Linked DNA regions of Homo sapiens: region 2 is linked to region 1. Evidence: chromatin loops called from intact Hi-C (ENCODE). Cell type or tissue: breast epithelium. All regions are shown on one strand. Links, peaks and the distances in the headings refer to the core of each region. The heading gives the core; the rest is flanking DNA.

Region 1 (8,341 bases), core at 47-8,046:
TCTGCTTGATCAATTCTGCTGTTGAGATCCTCTAATAAATTTTTCTGTTCAGTAAATGTATTTCTCAGTTCCAAGATTTCTGTTTGATTTCTTTTTATTGTTTTAATCTCTTTGTTAAATTTATCTGATAAATTTCTGAATTGCCTTTCTGTGTTGTCTTGGAGATCACTGAGTTTCCATAAAACTGCATTTTGAATTCTTAGAGAGTTCATATATCAGCATCTAGTTAGGGTCAGCCACTGGTTCTTTGCTTTCTTCATTTGGGAGATCATGATTCCCTGTTTTTGCTGTTTCTTGTTGATGTATGTCTACATCTTGCAGTGAAAGATTATTTATTCTAGTCTTATTTGTCTTGCTTGTTTTGGTTTTTATTGGATTCACTTGTTTAGAAATTCTTTGTAATTTACCTGTTAATTTATTTCCCCCAACTAGGTTGCTGTCTCATTTTAGATACTAGATGGTTTCTTAAGCCCCACTTGTCTTGGTTCTAGTAAACAACCAGAGTGCTGCCCATCTTGAATGACGGAGGTCCCAAAGGTTATATTCCAGTAGTATGGAAAGGTAGGCTAGGAGCTCATGCCCAGTGGTCCTGTGGAACAAATCTCCTACAGTATGGTGCTGCTGAACAACCATTCTGATTTGGTGTTTCCTTTGGCTGAGTTACAGAGCAGTGTTTCTAAGCCTGGGAATCATAGTCCCTCTCCTTTTCCTTTGGCTATTCCAAGGCTAATTTTTCCTTCAGGTACTTGCAATGCTTCCTATGGGTTGAGGCAGGGGCAAGTCCACGGCCAACAAACCCAAGATAGTGGAGAAGCTGGCTGTTCACCTCAATCTCAATTTTTTCTAGTGTAGAAACCATAAATCTAGGAAAAATTTCCTGCATGCTTGGTGCTGAGCAGATTGAGAAAACGGGCATCATGGACATGGAAGTCTGATTTTCTTACCATCTGCTTGGATTTTTTTTTCAATCTTCTGTGGCTGCAGGAACTGTCTCATTCTTACATTTAAGTTCTGGTATATTGCTGGTGATAATCTTTGAACTCTATATTTGTTTTAGGTTTTCTTTGGGGAGTTGGGGAGGAGTGAAGCCGGCTTGCTTTTATGCCATCATTTTGGAACCAGAGTCCAAGGAAACTTTTTGAGGTGATATGTATGTTATATATTTTGATTATAGCAGTGGCTACATGACCAATATATTTTTCAAAACTTACGAAAATGTATTCTTTAAAAGGGTGAACTTTATTGCATGCTAATTATACTGCAATATACCTGAGCAAATGAAAAATAAAACAGTAGGAAAGGAATTGTAGTCATCAAAAAGAGACAACTCTCTCAAGGAGTTTCCTGAAAATGAGCGCCATGAAATGAGACATTTGCTGGTGGGGGAAGTCAAGTCAGAGTTCACTTACTTCAGTAAAGGTTTTAAAATTTGTTTTGTAATTATTATTATTTTTTTGATGATGGAAGCATGAGCAGTGAATTCATTGGTTGATGGAAATTATACAAAAAGGAGAGAAGAGAATTGCTGGAAAGATGTCCTTGAATTGGTGAGAAAGAATGGGATCTAGAGTGAAGGTACTGGCTTCGTTATCAAGCATGAACAATTTTCCAATTGTAACAGGAGGGAGGGCATAACATGAGGTTCTAGGTGCTAGCGGTTGACAGATGTTGTGGGAATCTAGAAGTTCTCTTCTTATTGCTTTCATTTTCCCTGTGAAGTAGAAAGCAAGGTCAACAGCTAAGAGAGGCTTTCTTCTTTTAAATGACTAGTCGCTAACTTGAACCTGACACTTCTCTCTGCCTCTCTAGACTATAAGCAAGAATGGAACATTTCTTGCATGATTGTATCACCAATGAATGCTTCAAGTGCAATCAATAGACTAGGTAATTGGGCCACACAATGTTAAGCAATTCCATTTCTTGTTGTCAATTTTTTTTTTCTTCTTCTTCTTCTTCTTTTTTTTTTTTTTTCCTTTTTTGATGGAGTCTCGCTGTCACCCAGGCTGGAGTGCAGTGGCACAATCTTGGCTTACTGCAACTTCCACCTCCCAGGTTCAAGTAATTCTCCTGCCTCAGCCTCTCGAGTAGCTGGGACTACAGGTGCACACCACCATGCTTGGCTAATTTATTTATTTATATTTTAGTAGAGACGGGGTTTCACCATGTTGCCCAGGCTAGTCTCAAACTCCTGAGCTCAGGCAATCCATCTGCCTTGGCCCCCCAAAGTGCTGGGATTACAGGCGTGAGCCACTGTTGTCAATTTTTGAAAAGCTAAACTGACCAGCAACTTTGAGGCCAGGTATTCTTAGCTAAATATCTGTAGTTTTTTTTTTTCCTGCAGCTTTTGTCTTCCTTGTTTGTCCTTTATTTGAGTGTCTATTTTCTCTACTAAAAAGGTGTGAACTGTCAATGTGGGCTAAGCCCAAGAGGTCTCTGACTTTTGAATCTGTCCTGCCTCTTATCTCCAGATGGCTGTTATTATATTAATGGCCTTCTCAATCCCTAAGATAAACTTGATTTTTCACCCCCATAACTTACTTTTCTTTGTGTTTTGTATCCCCATCTCAGTAAATGCTATAATCCTGTACTCAGTTGCTCAAGCCCATAAGTTTGGAGTTATTTAATTTCCTCCCTTTATCACCATTCCCCATTTCCTCCATAGTCAGGCTATCAGGAGGTGCTCTTTGTTCTTTTTTCAAGATGTCTCCAGGAATCAGTGAACTGTTCTCTTCATCTCTACTTCCCATAACTTAAGCCAGACCGCTACCATCATCTTTCCACCTGCGCTGTTAAAATCATCTGTAATAGGCTTTCTGCCTAAGCTCCCTGCTCTCATAGAATCTATTCTCCACTTTGACACACAGAGTTCTGTCTGACCTGAATCTTAATTACTTCTCAAACCTCCTATCTTGCTGTCTCTCCTTGCTTATTCCTGCCTAACTGCACTGATCTGTAATTTATTTAAACCCACCATATTTTTTCTAGCTCAAAGTAGTATTTTCTCTGTCCTTTGACCTGAAATGTTCTTCCCTATGCTTCTAAAATGACTGGCCTCTTCTCATTTTCAAGGTCTCTGCATAGTTGTCACCTCCTCAGAAAGGCCTTCTCTGACTACTTTATCCAAAGTAGGTTTTCCCAGCCCAACTTCATCATCCCTATAACACTCTAACGTAGTTGTTTTGCTCCTGTCCCCAACAACCTTTTTTAGTCTTTTTCTTCACTGCACTGAGAAGCTGAATATGCAAACAGACAATGACTAAACCATATATAAAAGTAGAATTCTGACTCAGAACCTGCAGCAACCTGCCCAGGAAACCAGCCTCCTTATCTGCAATAAACAGTTCAGGAAGCCAGCCTGTTATAAGTCAGACTTGCAGGAAGCCAGATTGCTATCTTTAATGACAATTCAGGAAGCTAAAAAAATAACTCATGTAAAAATTGGCCCAAAATGGCCAAGACTTGATTAAAAACTGAAAGCTTCCCTAAGTTTTATTCCTACTTCCAACTTACCACCCACCAGAGAAAACCAAATATGCTCCCCTATCCAATAACACAGGAAACCCATTTCTAGTTATCCTGCCTACAGCTTCCCATGCCAATAGCCTCCAATCAGGGCACACCTGAAGCCTTCCATTTTTTCCACTACAAGGCTTTCCCATTCCCACTCCTCTACTTGCCTTTGCATTTCTGCAAAAATACAAGTGACAGTGGCTGATCCTCTTGTTCAGAATAAATTATTTCTCAAGCTCAGAATAAATAGCCTTTGCTTTTCTCATTTGGTTGGTATTAGTTTATTTCCACAAGAATAGACCATGCCTTGCTTATGATTGCATCATCAAGGCAACAATGCATGGGACCGTAATATTCACTCAATAAATGCTTGTTGAATGAATGAGTGAATGGAAGTCAAAAATCATTATTAGTTGGATAGTCAATCCCTTCCCAGCCTAGCTTCAAATGTATTCCTCACTACATCCACTCTTACGTTCTCCAAGCACACTTTTCTTGATCAAATGCTCATGGTTTATTGCCTGTTCTCATGGTGTATTCTTTTCTATAATACAACTGAAGCCCTTTCTTCTCTATGAAACCTTATTGATCACCCTAACCTTCACTGACTTTTCCTTCCGAATTTATACAGCACATGCCACCTCATTTGGTATTTAATTTCTTTCAGTTCATAGGGTGTCTTTTCTCCTGGGATTGATGGTTATACTTTTGTACCATTTGTTGTGGTACAATGATAAGAATAATGATAGTTACAATAGTTTTATAACAACCCTGTGAGATATACACTATTACTATTCTCGTTTTGTAGATGAGGAAATTATAAAACTGAGGCACAGAGAAACCAATTCTCTTGCTTAAAGTAATGAATTAGTAGGAAGTAGAACTGAGGTTTGAATTCAGTTCTGCCCGACTTCTTTACTATATATACTCAAAACTGTATATTGTATAAACTACCTTCTATATGCTGCGCCCATATTAGGTCCTCAATAAATGTTCCTGAAATTAATGAAATAACCCAGTTCAAAAGTTGCATAAACAAAAGAGAGATGGAAGCAGAACTCCGTAGGTTAGTTTCAAAGGGTTAAAAGGAGCAAGGGACATGGGGACTACAGTACTTAAATTACTGACCCCCACATTCTAAGTTCTAACCTTTGTCTCCTATTGCGACCCTAGGACAATTCATTTTGTCTCCAAGGCTTCATCCACCTCATGTCATATTGTTACTTTGACCTGTCTTGAGTCTGGTTCTCTAGATGGGTCCAAAAAATGGCTGAAGGATGTTTAGTGACAAAACTCAGCAGTTCTTTTCCTGGTGATATACGTCACCAATATACATCGATTCAGCCACGCTTTTTGAGCTGTGGTGCTCAGTGCTAATGAGGATGCCAGCACCAACCAAAGAACATGTCCTCTAGCAGTTTGTAATAAAGAACCATGAAATTCAGTGAAGACATAGACTTTCCCTCCCTCTTCTGTATCACAGTTAGGGTTAATTGCTAATTCATGTGGTATAGATTCCCACATAATTTTGAGTACACATTAGGTCGAATGGTTGGAAAAATCCTTTTGACCAGCTAAACATGAGATGTTCTAATGCCATTGTAACTACAAAATTGTCATGAACCTGTCTCAGAAAATACTTGAAAGCACTTGGAAAAGGGGTTGTTGGATTAAGCAAATATGAATGTAGTCTGTGTTTGGGAACATCTTTGAAGAGATCTAGGTGACATCAAGTCTGTTCTGGAAGCATGGAAGATTGTGATGTGTGGTGATTATAATCCTATTAGCTGCTGCAGTGAAATCCATGAGATTACCATCAGCACATCCAATTCATTAAGTTTTGTCTCTACCAAATGAGGAATAACCCACTTGAAGTTCAAATTTACAAATTGTTAACTTCGTCATCACAAACAGGTTGACACGAGTTTAGAGTTTGGGGGAATAGAGTTGCTGTTTTATTTGGCATGAGATTAAGAGAGTTGAGGAGAGATTTGTTGCTGTCTTTGGCAGAAATTAAGAGACAATGTTTTTACCATAGTTTGATGACAACATATTGAATTATCTCCCATGCTTTAGGGTCTCATCTGAGGAAAATTTTAATGGTTCTCAGTGTTTTTAGTTTGACTCTTGCTGAGACTAATACTCATATAACTACCCATTGGTCAAACTGGGAAAAGAGGTGAAGGCAGCAGTGTATGTTTGTGGGGTTGGGGGTGGTGGGGTGGGTTGGATGTGGATGGTGACTTTAGGTTTATTGACTTCTCCTTTCAGTCATACCCCTTGTCTTTGGCAGCACTGTGGTCACATGCCAAGTCAAGTTTGGCAATTTTTATTTCATTCTTTTGATGGGCTGGGAATAGAAAAAGTCATTTCCTATTGGTTTGTCTCTGAAAACCTGAACAGTCCTGGTAAAAGCTTGGTACGCTTCTTGGAATCCTGGGTGTCAATACTTACTAAATGCCTTTGCCCTTCCCCTGCGGTTACTGATTAGATTTGGTGGAGTGGAAGGAAGTGAGGAAGTGGAATTTGATGGTAATAGCCTTTGCTGCCTGGCTAGTCTCACACCTCTCAATCACGTGAAAGTGCACGTCTTCTTTGGGACCAACTGGTGTGTTGGGTTGCCTATGTTTAAAAAAAAAAGTCTTCACCTTTCTACTTGTCTGGACTCAAAGGTAATCCTAGAACGCATTAAGATGAGGAAAATAAATATAGCCTTTATTGTAACCCAGTGTAGGACAAAAAAATCTGCTTGCTTACCAAACAATAAGTGTATGTGTAGTTTTCTTAGCTTGCATATTCTCCATATTTCTCTGTTAATATTTAATATCTGCGAGAGTAAAGCACCCTAGTCCATCAGTAACATACAAAGTCAAACCCCATGGGTGGGAATCTCTGGGAGACTAGGACATTTTTAGAAATCAAATACAGGAGTCACAGAATAGTAGTCTTGAAAGAAAAAACTGATGGCTAATAGATTCTAATGGAAAAAGGCCAAACTGAAGCTAGTGCTGATGAATAGTGCTGTCAAGGTCACATGACTTTTCAAGGCAAACCGAGAATTCAGTGAGACTCCCAGAGCTTCTGGTTTGATGTTTGAATGACCACATGTAGATTTGGAGAAAATACACATATCTTTTATGTAAAATCTGATGTTTTTCAACATTTCCAGGTTGACTGGAATCTTGCCCTGCTCTCCTGACTTGTATGTGAATGTATGTATATGAATCAGGGCACTCAGGTGAACCACTTTAATCTGGAAATGTTAAAAAAATCTTTCGTAGAAGTAGAGAAAAATTAAATGATCCAAGCCTCCACTGCAAGTTTCAATGTGTCATGATTTTCTGTGTTTTCGCTTGTTGAAAATGTTCTATCTCCAAAGAGCCTTCTCTTGGTTAGAGACCTAGTCAGGGCCACTTGGATCAATTAGCTGTAAAGGAAGAGCTCACGTGGTCAGTGCCTTGAGGCTGAGATATGATACCAGTGAAACCTCTCTCAGGATGCAGCTGAAGAGATTATACATATGGACAAATGCTATACGGGAAATGGCTGTTATCTTTTAGCCTACTAATATACTATTACAACGCTAGGACAGGGAGCAGATCTTCAATCACAGAGTCCCCAGCAGCTAGCAGAGTAGGTCCTCAGTAAGCACTAGCTGTGGGAATGAATAAACCACTGACTTCACTACATTCTTTACATATAGTAGCCAAGCAAAGGGCAACAGAGTTAAGGGGAAAGAACAAATTTAAAGAAAGATCATCTCTTTTGACCCAGAATAGTGATAAGCTGAAAAGTGTTCTTTAAGAATATCACTAGTTCTGCCTCCTTGTTTAGAGATTCAAGTGGGCTTCTCTTTAAACTAGTTCTTCAGACTTAATTGATGATCCCCTCTGAGCCTTGTTGTCTTCATTTGAAAATGTAATTGATACAATATTTCCCTCATGAGGATTAAGTGAGGGAACGTAGGTGAAGCACCAGAAATGTCTCAGGTTTGTGGAAAACCCTAACTAAACATTATGATATAAACTTTCTGTCCCGACACCCTTTTCTGTAAAATGTAAGTAAAGCACTTAGCATTGTGTCTGGAATATATTACATGCTGATTTATTATAATCAATTATAATCAATGCATATTACCCAATAAATGATGATGGATATGGCTTTTTATTTGTGTTTACATGGTTGAATAGATTCTTTGTTTATTTCTATTTTTAATTGTGACCGTAATGGCATACAGCAAAAGCAGTGCTTATAGGCAAGTTTATGGTGTTAAATGCCTACATCAAAAAGATAAAAAGATCTCAAATTAACAACCTAATGTCATGCCTCAAGGAATCAGATGAACAAGAACAAATCAAACCCCAAACTAGCAGAAGAAAAGAAAGGACAAAGATCAGAGCAGAATTCAATGAATTGAGACAAAAAAAAGACACAAAGGATCAATGAAATGAAAAGTTGATTATTTGAAAGGATAAAAAAATTGATAGACCACTAGCAAGATTAACCAAGGAAAAAAGAAAGAAGCTATTAACAAGCACAACCAGAAATGATTAAGGTAACATTACAACTAATACTACAGAAATTCAAAAGATCATCAGTGATTACTCTGAGCATTTCTATGCACACAAACTATAAAAACCTATAGGAAGTGATAAATTCCTAGAAACATACAATGACCCAAGATTGAGCCAGGAATAAATAGAAATGCTGAACAGATCAATAATGAGTAGTCAAACTGAATCAGTAATTTAAAATCTCCTGACAACAACAACAACAAGCCCAGGACCAGACAGATTCATAGCCAAATTTTACTAGACATATAAAAAGAGCT
Region 2 (8,341 bases), core at 311-8,310, 68 kb before region 1:
AAATGCAGCTAATGAATAAGATAAAGTATGTGGAGGAACAAACCACAATGCTTAATCCAGTGTAGATGTTCAATAAATATTAGTGTTTTTTAAAATCCCTTTTAATCCTCATAATAGTCTTTTGAGATAGATATTGTACCTATTTTCTTAGATGAGAAAATTGAGGCTCAGATAGGAATAATAAATATGTAGAATTTAAATAAGAGAAAACAGGTAAACTTCTTAACACAGTACCTGTCATATACTATGTATGCACTCAAAATATAAACTTCCTTTCCTAAAAACCCCTCACCTAGCTATCTTCAAAGTAATTGTCATGCAGGTAAACCATTTAAACTATACAGCAGCAGCAGCACATCTCCAGTTGTATATTTCTTTCCTGGGAGTGCAGAAAAGATTGCAAAACCTGCTTTAGAGGTAGGGGAACAGCTGGTGGAAGGCTGTATCCCCTAGTTAATATCCTTTTTTTTTAAGAATATGATCCCTCCTGTGTGACTGCTAGGAGCCAAGGTCCAAAGATGAATACAAATCCAGGCTGGGAGCTAATCCTCAGTGCCTGCCACATAGGTGTTCAGTGAATGAGGGAGGGGGAAGCAGGCATTCTTCTTCACATGCCCTTGTGATTGTTGTTCTCTCAGTTATTCCAGCTTCTTTAAATAAGAGGAAAATTTGGTTATGAATGCAGGATTAAACTGCTAAGAGATCTAGATCAAACACATTTTTTATTTCATTAAGTGCAGGACATGCCATTCACTCTCAGATTGAATAAGGGACTATCATTTGTTTCTCAAATGATTCTAGAGGCTTTTGGTCCCACCCAACTTTCTTGTGAGAGATACTTCAAAATAACATAGTTCCCTAGAGAATGTCCCAAAATCCGAAAGGTAAAGTCATAATCTTAAGGAGTGTTTCATTTTATATCTCAATTTGTTCAAATACCTCCCTTTTGAGAAAATTTTGCCATGTCTCATCAGCAGTTCTAGTCAAGATGGTCAGATGTGGAACTAATAATGTTGACATCACTATTCAAGAGGCAATTTGAATTCTCCCACCAAGTTTCTTTAAAGCAGGACTACAAGGCCCAGCACAGTGGCTCACGCCTGTAATCCCAGCACTTTGGGAGGCTGAAGTAGGCGGATCACCTGAGGTCAGGAGTTTCGAGATCAGCCTGGCCAACATGGTGAAACCCCATCTCTACTAAAAATATTTTAAAAATTAGCCAGGCATGGTGGCAGGCACCTGTAGTCCCCTCTACTTCGGAGGCTGAGGCACAAGAATCACTTGAACCAGGGAGGTGGAGAGTGCAGTGAGCTGAGATCGCACCACTGCACTCCAGCTTGGGTGACAGAGCAAGACTCTATCTCAAAAAACAAAACAAAACAAAACAGATTTTGGTTTCCATTTCACTGATCTGTAATTTATAAGCACTGAATCACCAAGTTTTGGATAATAATCACTGAAATGGGTATTCTTTTGTGGTCTTAAGTTATAAACACAAATATGCTCTTAAAGTATATTTGGCTTCTGATATGAGTATTAGGGACTTAGGGTTCTAACAAATTTTAATATGTTCTACTATTTTATTCATACTTTTAGTAAGTACCTTTTACTTTTCCTACTTCATTATTGCAATAAGGACCACATCTTTGGAGATGAAACCAGGAAAATTTATATATATATATACAGTAGAGCTTTGAAAGTTAAGTAAAAATTTCCAGTAGTCAAAATTATCATAAAAAATCCTTTAAAATAACCCATCAAATATAGTGCTGTATATGTGATTTGTGAACTTAAGATTATTTCATTTATTCAGTAGTGTTTATCCACGTCCTCAAATAATCATGTTTTGTTTCTTTTGAGGATGTTGATCAAGTCATCACCAGCCTTTTATCTTGAACAATGTGTTTTAAATCATCTGCAAATTTTTCCATTGGTTTCACAATTGTTCATTGTCAGTTTCAGGTTTAATTGCATCTATTGCTTTTAATACAAGCAAAGGAAAAGTACTATTTTCCTGGTATACAATCCCTTTAGGTTAACTTTAAAATAACTCAATACATTGTGATTGGAACCCACTAGACAGTTAGGATCTGTTCTCTTTACTCATGCATGGTTAAACTTTTCTGTTAATAAACATGTCTTTCCCATGCTCTAAACATAAAAGTGTTATATGTGTATAATCTTATGCTCATTTAGGCTTGCATTGTTTGATAAAAACTGGGTGAAAAGCAAAATACCCTAGACACCACCCCCACCAAAAAAAACTACATTAGTGTAAGGAGTAAACTTATGAAACAGTAAGTTGTGCTGTGTTGGTGTCAAATGCTCCTAGTCAAAGCCTTGATGACCATCTGTAAGCTTATCTGTTTGATATAAATGATCTAAAGGACACCCAAAGAAGGTTCCAACAGGCAAGAGAATGGAGTAGGCATCCTCAGGGTGCTGAATATTTCTGCCCATGGCTGGGTAGGAAATCTTTATCCCTCAAGGGATATTACTGTAAACCTTCGTTAGCAAGTAAATATCAATAAATGTTGAATGAATGACTCTTGGTTCTCCAGCAATATTAAATGGGATTGAGGAGTAAAAAGAAGTGTCTATGTAACCTCCTCCAAATTCCATTGTAAGAGAATTGAGCCTAAGAAGAATGAATGCCATGTTAACTTTTATGTTATGGGGCATAATTGGTTATTGTTGTTAATGGAGTAGGACTGAGAAAGTCTTAAATTCCTGTTTGGGACAGAATAGAAGGGGTGGTTAATAATGGATGGGGTGGTTAATAAATAAATCAGTAATGTATTACATCTTAAAGGAAGGAATTGGGAAGAGTAGGATTATAAAATCTTGTTGAGCTTCTCTGATATCTCTTTACTAAATGTCTTTAATTTGTGTAAGTCTTCCCAGTAGCAAACTATGAATCACTTTATACATTAACTGTGTTTAATAATTGCATGAAATATTATAGTTTAGCAAGCAGTTTCACCCTTCTAGTCATCTTGTCAGCAATCCTGATGTCAGTGTTATCACCATCCACCAAAAAACATAAGCTTCTAGTGAGACAGGGCCATGTCCTATCTATTTCCATAGCCCTGTGCCTACGTGTAGCAGACAATCAAAAAATACTTGCTTTTTGAATAAACCCTCATGTTAACAATGAGACACAGGTTCAGAAAGGTTAACTTGCTCAAGACCTGTGAGCAGGAGAGCTGGGAATTTGTCCTAGGCCTTTGGCTCTAAATTGTATGGCATTTTCTCAACCTGGATGAATGAATCCCTCTCAGCAAATGCACATCTATGCATTTTATTCATGCATTTTGAAATTACTCAAGATAATAAACATAGGGACATTTTCAGGTTGATTTATCTGTTTTTATTCCTTATATAAATTTCAGGCATATTCTCTCTAACATTTTAGTAAAACTGCATACATATTTTAACAATATGCATAGAGGTGATTAACATCACCATGTTAGAATATTAGGATGTTATCCATCACACACCGGGGCCTGTCGTGGGGTGGGGGGAGGGGGGAGGGATAGCATTAGGAGATATACCTAATGTAAATGACAAGTTAATGGGTGCAGCACACCAACATGGCACATGTGTACATCTGTAACAAACCTGCTTGTTGTGCACATGTACCCCAGAACTTAAAGTATGAAAAAAAAAATACAAAATTTAGCCAGCTGTGGTGGCATGCACCTGTAATCCCAGCTACTTGGTAAGGTTGAGGCATGAGAGTCGCTTAACATGGGTAAGGTTGAGGCATGAGAGTCGCTTAACATGGGAGGCGGAGGTTGTAGTGAGCAGCCGAGATCACACCACTGCACTCCAGCCTGGGTGACAAAGTGAGACTCTGCCTTAAAATAATAATAATAATAATTTTACCACCACTGAGATGATCTTGTGACATACTTTGTCCAACAAAGTGAGGCAGAAGTGACATTATACAGTTCTGATCCTGGGTCTTGGGAAGCCTGGGGTTTCTGCTGTGTTGCAGAACCCTGCCCAGCCATCCTAGAAAAAAAAAAAAAAAAGAACGTTAGGATGTTATCAAAGAAGCAATTATTTCTCTATCTCCCTCTACGATTTTTAGGAATGAACTTAAACCGATAAGCCTGCACATTTCTGCTCTTTCCGCTTTGTTGTAGCAGTCTTTCACAGATATGAAGACAGTGATGACCCCTGTTTAGTGTAGCTTAAAAATGTGTTGATTCTGCTTTAAATTAAAACCTCTAAAGGCTTTGCACGTAAGTGACACTTTCCAAAGGCACTTTCAAAGCCATTTATAGGATTTCAGGTATAATTCTGCTCTTTAAATCTCCTTGTTTTTAGCAATTATTGCAGTTAATTTAATTGTATGACATCTCTAGTGCTCTTATCACACAATAGAATGAATTAAGTCATTTTGATCAACATTCATCAATGTCATATCAGCAATCAATGTGTGCCATTTATAGAAACACTCTGAAAAAGACTTCCTTCCTTTATCTTCCTAAATTTCAGAACTTTATTCTGATTTTCTCCTTACCTCTTTTTATCCAGAAAGCAAAACTGAACTTCTACTTCAAGTGGCTGGCTCCCTTTGCAGCCAAGAATGACATTGTTTAAAAATCTTGCTATGTTGTGACAGCTGGCACTTTGAAGGATATTACTTTGGCCCATAGTAACTTGGTAAAAATTGTTACCATTTAGCCATTTACCATTGCTTGATTCTGACTCATCAAGCTTTCCAATCAATGTGATTTTTAAGTATAAGCCTTAACTATAAGCCTTAATCTTCAATAATTCAATGCCATTCACATATTGTTCAGGCATTTTTCCTATTTATTTAAGAAATGAATCATCTATAGTTCCAATATGAAATAAAAAAAACTCTACAATAAGCCAAATCTAAAATAATACATGTCTATTATCACTCATAATCCTTGTTAATGCTTTCACACCCTAGGACTGAGGTTTTCCTTCTAGTTTTTCTTCCCTTCAATTCCTTCTGTCCATTTATTCTTAATTTGAGAGATTTTATTTGTTGCCTTATAACCTTCTTCTTTGCCTTTTTCTTCTCTTCCTTTTTATTCTTTAAACATACATCTTTTGTTTTTTTCTTTTAATCTTCTGTCTTAAGCTTAGACTTTCTCACCTGACACCCATTTTCTCAGCATATGTTAGTGAAACGGGAGAGTTCCCTGATCCCTCACAGGACTTATGACAGAGGTGTCGCTCATGTGCTCAGCCACTACAGGCTCGAACTCCTTTCGGGAGGGCGAGCACACGGATGGGCGGGGGCAAGAGCTGGGGCGGGGCGAGTGCTTTTGGGCTCCAGCCCCAGTAGCGTTTAGGGGTGTGTTACAATTAATGCTCTTTTAGTAGTTGCCATTTGTGGACGGCTAAGTGTTAAACCAGCTCAGTAGAGAGTCAGGGTGACAGCCTTTTACACCCTGCCCTCTTGGTACCTGGATCCTTGTCCGGTGTATTAGTCTGTTTTCACACTGCTGATAAGACATACCGGAGACCAGGCAATTTACAAAAGAAAGAGGCTTATTGGACTCATAGTTCCACGTAGCTGGGCAGGCTTCACAATCATGGCAGAAGGTGAAAAGCGTATCTCACATGGCAGCAGGCAAGAGGAGAGAACTTGTGCAGGCAAACTCCCATTTTTAAAGCCATCTGATGTTGTGAGACTTACTATCATGAGAACAGCAGAGGAAAGACCCGCCCCCATGATTCAATTATCTCCCACCAGGTCCCTCCCACAACACGGAATTATGGGAGCTACAAGATGAGATTTGAGTGGGGACACAGAGCCAAACCATATCATCCAGCGTCCAGGAAGATTCAGGTCACTCAGACTTGAAGGATGGTGAGTGCAGGGATTTTATTGGGTGATAGAAGTAGCTCTCAGTGGGATGGATGGGGAGCTGGAAAGAGGATGGAATGGGAAGGTGATATTCCCCCAGAGTTTGGCTGCCCCACAGCCGATCTCCTCTCTGACTGTCCCCAGCTGAACTCCTGTTGATGTTCAGACGCTCCTTCTCTTCTCTTCTTCTATGCCATGCCACTCTGCTGCTCTGTCGTTCTGCTACTCTTCTGTTCCTCTGCTCGTGGAGCTTGGGGTTTATGTGGGCACAGAATAGGGGCATGGCAGGCCAGAGTGGTCTTAGAAAAGGCAACATTTGGGCGTGAAAACAGGGATGCCTGTTCCCATTTAGGTCCATGGGTTTCCAGGCTTGAGGGTGGGGCCTTTGCCAGGGAACTGCCCTCTTCTACCTAGTATTTCCTCGCCTCCTGCCCATATCATTAGCATTTTTAATAATTTTACATTGACCTTGAGCAGAATCACTTAACTTTCATTTTCTGATTGGCATTTTCTAAGGGTCTTGTAACTCCAAATTTCAGCAAATCTTCTTTCGTACTCAGTACTTGTTCAGTGCTCAAGTGTTGGTACGTAGGTAGAGGTAAGCTGCTGTTGGTGTCTACCCAGTTTCCCTCACTCATAGGAGCCACCTCCACTCACCCACATCCCTTGAGGCTCTGGGATGATGTCAGTCACAGTATTCTGCCTGCCCTCTTGCTGCAGCCATAACCACGTGACCCGGACCTGGCCAGTCGTGGCCAGTCATAGCACACCATTTCCCTGCCTACAGAGGGGTTCAAAGTCTTAGGTTCCTAACTCAAGGAGAGGTGCCAGGACCCAACTCCACTGCCAGATAAAGAAAGCCTGTCTGTGTTTGAAGAGAATGAAACCAACACACAAAGAAAAGTATAAAAAGCAGAGCCAAGATATAGAAATATTTCTACTACAGCATTTTAGTACTTGGATTTAGCAGTACCTTTGGATTCACCTTCAGCCTTTTGAGTCAGAAGAGATGAACAGATTTGCTTTTTTAAAAGTTATTTTGAGATGATTTATTTCATAATAGAGTCTTACACAATGTCTAATAGTATATCAAACCAAATGCTATGCAATTGCATGAAATAAAAGGCTAACTCGCATTAATCTTGATGAGACTCAAGTCTTTTATGTATATTACTTCATACAAAATTGGTAAATAAAGGAATGATATTGGTACATTGGTATAATATGGAAATTGCATGGATTCATACACAATTTTTCTCAGCACATTGTTTTAAAGCAATTAGGGCAAGATTTCTTATAATTAATGAGAAAGCTTTAAAGATATATGAAAACATTTTGGAAAAAAAGCTGAAAATCTGCAGAAGTTTATTCTTTATTGGGAAAAAAAGCCTCATTTAGTAGCTTTAGGGACCTTCAGTAATTTTCATTCAGTTAAGCTATCTGGAACAGGCATGGATAAAGACACTAAGAAGATATTTCTAGTTATATAAAACAATGGATTAGGAAGCCTACAGACTGGATACGATTTTAAAATTTGATGAAAATTGAATTTTTTAAAAGCAAATGCCTTCTAATACTTACATCTTAAAGGAGGAAGCACAAGTCTAGGAAATTATAAGGAAGCAAATGATTAACAGCCATGAAAACTAGAAGAAAGCTAACTGTGGTAACATTTTTATTAGTAATATTTTTATTGGTATTCTGGTTACATAGTTCATAAGTTTTTAGTGTCTTCCTGAACCTTGTCTACTCCATTTGCCTTATTATTTTTGGTACAGCATAGATTTTTCAGGAACACTTATATGGCGTTAGAGCAGCAGTCCCCAACCTTCTCGTCACCAGGACCAGTTTTGTAGAAGACAATTTTTCCACAGATGGGGGCAGGGGGAGTGGTTTCAGTATGAAACCGTTCCACCTCAGATCATCAAGCATTAGATTCCCATAATGAGTGCACAACCTAGATCCCTCACATGTGCAGTTCACAATAGGGTTCCCACTCCTATGAGAATCTAATGCCACCAGTGATCTGGCATGAGGCGGAGCTCAGCGGGTAATGCTCGCTTGCCTGCTGCTCACCTCCTGCTGTGTGGCCCGGTTCCTAACAGGCCACAGACCAGTACAGGTCCACGGCCTGGAGGTTGGGAACCCCTGTGTTAAAGCATTTATATTACATTTATATACACCCATACTCGTTCTGAAAAGGATTGAGAATCTCTGAAGATACAGAGAGGAAAATCAAACTGTGTTTTCATTCTCTCACTCAACAACACAGAAAACTTCTGTGACCTCTGGTTACCAAGATGGATGTCGGGGATTTTTCCCCACCAGCAACCAATTCTGCAGCAGACACCATCTGCTGGGTGTCCTCCGATCCAATTTCAACAATATCTAACTGGAAACAGCATCAGATTCCACAGGTTGAAGGTTGAGTCCCAGAAGGCTGCCCTCCACTTCCAATGCCTATTGCAAGCCCCAGATTGTGAC

The links. A loop is a pair of places that touch in the nucleus more often than their neighbours do. Peaks named below come from ENCODE experiments on the same cell type or tissue, not always from the same donor. Only the 100,000 strongest peaks of a DNase experiment are listed, where the experiment ranks them.
Region 2: a loop joins it to region 1, with 24 times the contacts of the local background. A loop is called at or near these places in 2 of 110 quality-filtered maps.

The regions. Positions count from the first base shown.
Region 1 is chr11:34,804,791-34,813,131 of GRCh38, reverse strand. All of the region lies in intron 6 of LOC102723568 (a long non-coding RNA gene), which reads right to left. Among named protein-coding and RNA genes, the nearest start is that of APIP, 110 kb to the left of the region's middle. In breast epithelium, for the core only: no CTCF peak of the experiment used is centred there; no DNase peak of the experiment used is centred there.
Region 2 is chr11:34,872,686-34,881,026 of GRCh38, reverse strand. LOC102723568 (a long non-coding RNA gene) reads right to left here. Exons shown (of 7, transcript XR_007062652.1): 7 at 3,348-4,017. LOC105376624 (a long non-coding RNA gene) reads left to right here and starts at 5,749. Exons shown (of 2, transcript XR_931185.2): 1 at 5,749-5,860. In breast epithelium, for the core only: no CTCF peak of the experiment used is centred there; no DNase peak of the experiment used is centred there.